Linked DNA regions of Homo sapiens: region 1 is linked to region 2. A link is a contact called in ENCODE Hi-C or POLR2A ChIA-PET data. All regions are on one chromosome and are shown on one strand. The core of a region is the stretch at or near the end of the contact, and the rest is flanking DNA. Distances in the headings are between cores, read along the strand shown.

Region 1 (3,608 bases), core at 1,057-3,556, 820 kb after region 2:
GGTGGGAGGATCACTTGAGCCCAGGAGTTCAAGACCGGCCTGGGCAACATAGTGAACCCTCATCTCTATAAAAAAAATTAGAGAAAACATCAAAAAATTAGCCAGGCATGGTGGCATGTGACTATAGTCCCAGCTACTTGAGAGGCTGAGGAGGGAAGATCTGCAGTGAGCCGAAATCTCGCCACTGCACTCCAGCCTGGGTGGCAGAACAAGACCCTATCTTTAGAACTGGTAAGGCCTAAGAGAATTACATAGAGAAATGTGACAGCAATAGGGTAAGGGTGGTCAGGGAAGGCCACTGGGGGGCAATTCCCTCTGAACCCAGTACTGTATATCATCCTGGCTTTAGCTCACGCCCTTGGCTTCATGCTTCAGAATTCCTGGACTTCACGTCATTCCACTGGTCTTGGAGCCCCAGGGTAGCCCTTCTCAAAACCATTCTCCCCACAGCCCCCAGAGGGGTCTTTCTTAAAACACTCAAACTTGACTCGGTCACTACCTTACCCAGAACTCTCCAAAGGCTGCCCACAGACCCAAGAATGATGCCCAAGCCATGAGTGTGGCTTTTGTGCCTCATCAGGATCTGCTCTGCCTTAGGGTGCTTCCTCCCCTGCTGAGGTCTGCTGCAGACACTAAACAAATTGCTATTCCCCGAACCTTGATTTTTCTTTAAATTCCCAATCTCTGCAAACATGGCTTCTTTGACCTGGAACAAACCTACTTGTCTTTTTTTTTTTTTTTTTTTTTGAGATGGAGTCTCGCTTTGTCACCCAGGCTGGAGTGCAGGGGCGTGATCTCGGCCCACTGCAACCTCCGCCTCCTGGGTTTAAGCGATTCTCCTGCCTCAGCCTCCTGAGTAGCTGGGACTATAGGCACGTGCCACCATGCCTGGCTAATTTTGTATTTTTAGTAGACACAGGGTTTCACCACGTTGGCCAGGCTGGTCTTAAACTCTTGACCACAAGTGATCTGCCCGCCTCAGCCTCCCAAAATGCTAGGATCACAAGCGTGAGCCACTGCACCCGGCCTCTACTTGTCTTTAAAGACTCAGTTCAAATGTTTCTTCTTCCACGAAACATTCCCTGAGCCACATGGTCTGGGTTAGCTACCATCATAGCATCTAGTATTCCTTATTGCAGTCCCAGTACACAACGTTGCTATCACTTGTCATTGGTCTTTCTCCCCAGTTGACTCTAAGCCCTATCAGCTCTTCAAAGGAGTTCACATTTCTCAGTCAGTATGTCTTCAGATTGTCTATTAATGAAACATCCTTTGATAATAACTTCTGCTAAAACTGTAAAAATGTCATACACATGACTTATCTCAGAACACCCATACATGAAAGCTGAAGGCATAATGGATTAGAAAGGCAGTACGTGGAGTTAAGACATAGCTCAGCTTTTAAAGGAAGTTCCAGGAAAATGGTAGAAATACACAAGGCATAAAAAGTTAAGTGTATTAAGTCTTCAGGGAGTAATCAAGACTGGCAATGCATGCAGGTGCCCACAGGCAAACTGTTTTTGCAGTACTGCAAAACAGCTCCCTGGGCAGATGTGAGGAGCCAATGTGTGCTGTCCAGCTCTAGAGTGACCCAGATTCTACTTAATTAAGTAGATGAAAGTGAACTCACCCTAGGGCTCCTGCGAGGTGATTGGACAGCTGGGACCTGCGGGGGACAATACCAATTGATCACATAGCTGGTCCCCAGTTTTGCCCGCCTAACCACCCACAACACTCTCCTTAGCCTTTACCTCTACAGCATGGGCCACGATCCTCTTTAAGACGATGGGCTTTCTGACTGCAGCCGCACTGGGTGTCTGGAGAAGAGGGATGAACGTGAGCTCAACATTAGGTGAGGGGCCACAAGGGGAGGAAGTGAGAAATCTGGGGCTCACCTTCGGCCAGATTTCAGGGAGGATGCTCGGGAGTTCAGAGCCTGATTTCCGCTGGGACCTCCGCAGAGGCTTAGTAGGAGATGGGGCCCTTGGCCCTGGAAAGAGAAAAAAGTTAAGTGGTAGAGGAGGACTCTAGACCTTAGAGTCCAGAGAACAGGTTCTAGAGACAGCGAGAAGATTCCCAAACAAGCCCTTTTAAGGGCGCCTCCTCCGGCGGCGGCAGCGGGAGGGAAGAGGCCATCTTTCACCGGACTGCGTCCCCCAAACGGCTCGACCTCACGTCTCCCGCGCGCCCTCCGCTCACCGGAGCGCTGAGCGGCTCCTCCGGACCGCGTTCGCCTCCCAGACATAACTTAGGCTCCGTCTCGAGCTCCTCCAGCGCCGCCGCCCCGGGCGCGCGCCAACCGGGAAGGCCACTCGCTGCAAAAAACGTTCGAATTACCCGCCCTGCGGGAAAGGAAGCGGAAGTGACGTAGGGCTAGCGGTCTGCGGCCCTCGGAACCCCGAGTCTTTTCCACCCGTCTTCACCTCTAGCGGCAGCGGAGGCGTGGCCCAGGGGCGCGATGGCGTCATCAGCGCGCGCCGCACCCGGAAGAGACGTGGCAGCGGAGGGATAATCGGGGCGGCCGGGGCTGAAGGGAGAGGCGCAGGAGCCCTGGGGAGAGTGGTCCCTGCCCTTCCGCGCCTCGAGCCATCGCTACCGCCCTTCGGAACCAGTGCAGCGGCCGATCAGTAAACACAGAGACTGGGGTCTGTAGAGAAGGGGCGGGACTTGGAGGGGGTGGGGCTCAGGAGAGGTCTTGGGGGCGGGGCCGGTAGTATCGGGGAGCCTCTGATGGAGGGGCCTGGCCGGGGGCGGGATCCAGAAGGATTGAGGGGTCGCCGGAGGCGGGATTTATGCAGGGGGTGTTTCTCCGCATAAGGAGGGACAGTGGGCAGGAATCTGAGATCGGGGCGAATATGAGAGGTGTCTGGGGGAGTTAAGAGTGGAAACTGGGCTGGTGAGAGCGTAGTGGTGGCCACCAGAACCTGACTTCCTACCAACTCATGCCCCTTTCCCAGGATCGATCATGGGGCTTTGTAAGTGCCCCAAGAGAAAGGTGACCAACCTGTTCTGCTTCGAACATCGGGTCAACGTCTGCGAGCACTGCCTGGTAGCCAATCACGCCAAGGTGGGGCCTTCAGGGGAGCGACTGAGCAGGGCACTGGGTGGGCAAGGCGGTATTGGCTTCCTCCAAATCCATGAGGGGCCCCGCGCTAGAATGTAAGCCCCACAAGGGCAAGGACTTGATTTATTTTGTTCACTGATATATCCCCCGTTCCCAAGAGAGAGTCTGGTGCACAGTATGTGCTCAATAAATATTTATTGATTAAACAAACGAAAGGATGAGTCTCCTCTGTGGCTAGAGAAAAAGAGACAGTCGGACCTTGGGGTGATAGGCCGAGCAGCCCCAGCACCAGTTGTGACATCTCTCTCCCACTCCAGTGCATCGTCCAGTCCTACCTGCAATGGCTCCAAGATAGCGACTACAACCCCAATTGCCGCCTGTGCAACATACCCCTGGCCAGCCGAGAGACGACCCGCCTTGTCTGCTATGGTGAGGCCTTGGCACCTCGGGGGGATCAGGCCAGCCTCAGGGGCCAGCTTGGTGACTGGTTTCCAGGCCCTCCTCAAGCAGCAGGACAGTGAGTCCCCCGAGTCTCAGAGCCCAG
Region 2 (3,475 bases), core at 203-2,702:
CCCAGAGGGGTTCTCCTCGCAGAGGTGGGGCCGCTGATGTGGAGGACACGAAGGAGGGGGAGGACGAGGCAAAGCGGTATCAGGAGTTCCAGAACAGACAGGTGCAGAGCCTGCTGGAGCTGCGGGAGGCCCAGGTGGACGCAGAGGCCCAGCGGAGGCTGGAACACCTGAGACAGGTAGGGGGCCTGCAGTGGCCAGGGAAAGCCTGCTGGATAGACCCGTCGTCAGCCCGGCATCACCTGTCAGCTCCCTGTGTCCACAGGCTCTGCAGCGGCTCAGGGAGGTCGTCCTTGATGCAAACACAACTCAGTTCAAGAGGCTGAAAGAGATGAACGAGAGGTGAAAGCCGAGGATTGTCTATGGGAAGGGCTGGGGACTTCTAGTACCAGAAGGAGGGCAGAGTCTGTGCTTCTGCCGCTGACCCCTCCTCTTCCCCTGCCGGCTTCTCCAGGGAGAAGAAGGAGCTGCAGAAGATCCTGGACAGAAAGCGCCATAACAGCATCTCGGAGGCCAAGATGAGGGACAAGCATAAGAAGGAGGCGTAAGGGCACCGGGACCGGGGGCCATCTGGGTACTGGGGAGGCAGGGCAGGTGTCTGGGCCCCGAGCCATCCTGCGTTGCTCCCGTGCAGGGAACTGACGGAGATTAACCGTCGGCACATCACTGAGTCAGTCAACTCCATCCGTCGGGTGAGTCAGGCTCCCGGGCCACCCTACCCCACCTCCCTTCCTTCACTCATCAGACACCCATCTCCATGCCTGGCCTGGTGCCACGTTGCCCTCAAGGTTCTTCTAGGGCCTTTCTCAAGTGCCCAACAGCCCCAGGGTACCCACATCATACCCAAAGCCAACTGTCTGTACCAGTGTCCCTGGCTTTGGCGTCCTTGGGCCCAGTCCTCTCACAACCCTGATACATTGCCCTGGGAGCCTTCGCCCACCTGACTTCTTTTTCTTTGAGACAGAGTCTCACTCTGTCGCCCAGGCTGGAGTGCAGTGGCGCGATCTTGGCTCACTGCAACCTCTTGGGTTCAAGCAATTCTCTTGCCTCAGCCTCCCGAGTAGCTGGGATTACAGGCATCCGCCACCATGCCTGGCTAATTTTTTTATTTTTAGTAGAGATGGGGTTTCACCATGTTGGCCAGGCTGTTCTCGAACTCCTGACCTCAGGTGATCCGCCCGCCTTGGCCTCCCAAAGTGCTGGGATTATAGATGTGAGCCACTGCACCCGGCCTCGCCCACCTGACTTCTATACCCAGCCAGAGCCTCGAGGCTCTAGCCCCTCCCTCAGGGCCCCTCAGCTGAGCCCTTGCCCACCCCTGTAGCTGGAGGAGGCCCAGAAGCAGCGGCATGACCGTCTTGTGGCTGGGCAGCAGCAGGTCCTGCAACAGCTGGCAGAAGAGGAGCCCAAGGTGAGGCCATGGGCGAACAGGTGGGCAGACGGGGTGCAAGGCAGCCAGGCCTCGCCTGTGATGCCCATCCTTCTCCCACAGCTGCTGGCCCAGCTGGCCCAGGAGTGTCAGGAGCAGCGGGCGAGGCTCCCCCAGGAGATCCGCCGGAGCCTGCTGGGCGAGATGCCGGAGGGGCTGGGGGACGGGCCTCTGGTGGCCTGTGCCAGCAACGGTCACGCACCCGGGAGCAGCGGGCACCTGTCGGGCGCTGACTCGGAGAGCCAGGAGGAGAACACGCAGCTCTGAACTGGCTGAGCGAGGTGGCCACAGGGCCAGGGCGGGCGCTGGGTGGAGGGCAGGAGGCAATGACACTAATGCTTTTTTTTTTTTTTTTTAACTTTTTATCTAGAAATTTTATTTTTTTAAACCCGGGGCAAGTACCTCAGCTAACTCCCTTCATCCTCCTGGGGCCCCTCCTTCCTGCCCTCAGTCTTAGGTTAGGGCCTTGGTCAGGGCTTTGCTCCCTGTGACACCCACACCCTCGAGCTAGCAGCGTCTCCTCCCTTCCCCGGGAGAGCTGGCTGGAGACTTGGAGCTCCGGGAAGTAGGAGTCACATTTTTTTCTCTATTCTTTGGGGATTTTTTTTACATGAATAAAAGTGGATTTCAGGGACCCTGTGTGCAGTGTGATTTGGGGTGACAGGACTCTGGGCCCTAAGTTTCCTCATCTATAAAATGGACTTTGGGCATTTGGTGGGGTTGAGGTCACGCCTCCAGCCAAGGGCTGCTGGGTTGAACCTGAGCTTGCCCTGCCGAGTCTGCTGAGCTTCCGTGGCCTTCTGCTTGTGCCCTCTGCCCCCAAGCCGCTGTTCCTGTTCCCCCATCCCCATGACTTTCGTCTCTCCGAGGCTCTCCCTGTTCTCTCTTTTCTGAGGCTCAGGCCTCTGCTTCAGGAAGCCTTCCCTGCCCCGCTTCCTGTGGCCTGATATGACCCAAACGCCTAGTATCTTCCGCTGGGGCTGCTCTGGGCCCCCGACAGGCAGTTGACTCTATCAGGTGATGGATCGGCCAGGGTGGAGCAGGGCAGCTCAGAACCTGCCCAACACCGGGGGACCTGGGTCTTCAGAAATAGGTGGGCAGTAGGCCTGCCTGTGACTCTGGGGGAAGGGAAGTGGACAGTCACAGACACGCAGGGGCTGGGCCACCCAGCATCCCCTCATCCCTGTGAGGGAGATGTTATGCCTGTTTTACAGATGAGGAGACTGAGGCCCGGAGCCATCTGTCGTGTGCTAGGCCACAGCTAAGTCAAGACGTCCTGACCTGGAGGCAGGGCAGGCCTGGACCCTCCGTGGTGGACTGTCTTCAGCCAGCCTGGACCTGTCCCATGCCTCAAGACCAGCGAAAAGTGGCAGAGAGCCCACAGTGCGGGCTCCAGGGCGGGGCTGGGCTCGCAGCAGGGTCGGCTTGGCACCTCTTCAAGGCCTCTCCCAGCTTCCTGGCTCTTCCCAGGCTGCCCGCCTGCATCCCTCCTCCAGGGGAAGGCGGCCTCTTATCTGGGCTTATCTCCTGCCAATTGAGTATCTTCTTTGCTTTGTTTTTGCTGCAGCCTCAGGCAAACAGATGGGGTGGGGAGGCCAGGGAAACAGGCTCCGGAGTAGGGCCCTCCTCCCTCAGGGTCAATGCAATGGCCCCAGACTTCCTCACTTCTTCTGTGGGACGCTGCCCTATCCCCCAGTTCTGCTCACTCCAGTGTATTCCGTATCTAGGCTCCTCAGCAGCCAACTCCCACCTTCCTGACTCTAGCTGGTGTCCACTGAGGGACACACTCCAAGTCAGTTCCCAGGTCCTCAAATACCAGCTGAATGTCTAACTTCTGGGTGTGACATTCCAGCCCCTAGAAGCCTGGCCTCTGCTGCTCCCCTGTCCTTCCATGGGTCCACTCCTCCTTGCGCCGGGGGGGATGACCCTCACCTCACCTTCCGGTCGCAGCTCTAGCTGCCTCCTCCCTGAAGCCCTCTCTGACTGCCCTGCCGATTCCGGGCCCTCGGGAGCTTCCGCGAGCAGGGCCGTGGCGCAATGCATCTCTGT

Evidence for each region. A loop is a pair of places that touch in the nucleus more often than their neighbours do. ChIA-PET counts read pairs that join two places held with the same protein, here RNA polymerase II (POLR2A). Pooled maps may share reads with other maps.
Region 1: POLR2A ChIA-PET joins it to region 2 with 18 read pairs in activated CD4-positive, alpha-beta T cell. The contact joins the promoter of CDCA5 here to the enhancer-like site in region 2. A Hi-C loop is called at or near these places in 1 of 37 single-sample maps with no recorded cell type and 5 of 50 pooled maps. POLR2A ChIA-PET finds 5 or more read pairs at or near these places in 1 of 52 experiments (activated CD4-positive, alpha-beta T cell).

What each region holds. Positions count from the first base shown.
Region 1 is chr11:65,081,734-65,085,341 of GRCh38, forward strand. CDCA5 (cell division cycle associated 5) reads right to left here and starts at 2,307. Exons shown (of 6, transcript NM_080668.4): 1 at 2,200-2,307; 2 at 1,896-1,990; 3 at 1,752-1,817; 4 at 1,631-1,666. The coding sequence starts at 2,245. It overlaps ZFPL1 (zinc finger protein like 1), which reads left to right and starts at 2,489. Exons shown (of 8, transcript NM_006782.4): 1 at 2,489-2,645; 2 at 2,958-3,067; 3 at 3,382-3,493. The coding sequence starts at 2,966. RefSeq lists enhancers at 2,039-2,268, 2,349-2,618, 3,208-3,608.
Region 2 is chr11:64,265,864-64,269,338 of GRCh38, forward strand. It overlaps PLCB3 (phospholipase C beta 3), which reads left to right. Exons shown (of 31, transcript NM_000932.5): 26 at 23-176; 27 at 263-339; 28 at 452-541; 29 at 632-689; 30 at 1,322-1,408; 31 at 1,490-2,060. The coding sequence ends at 1,693. Among named protein-coding and RNA genes, the nearest start is that of PLCB3, 16 kb to the left of the region's middle. Within about 2 kb of position 1,453, at least 5 of the 41 ENCODE cell types and tissues checked have a DNase peak (open chromatin) inside an H3K27ac peak, as active enhancers do.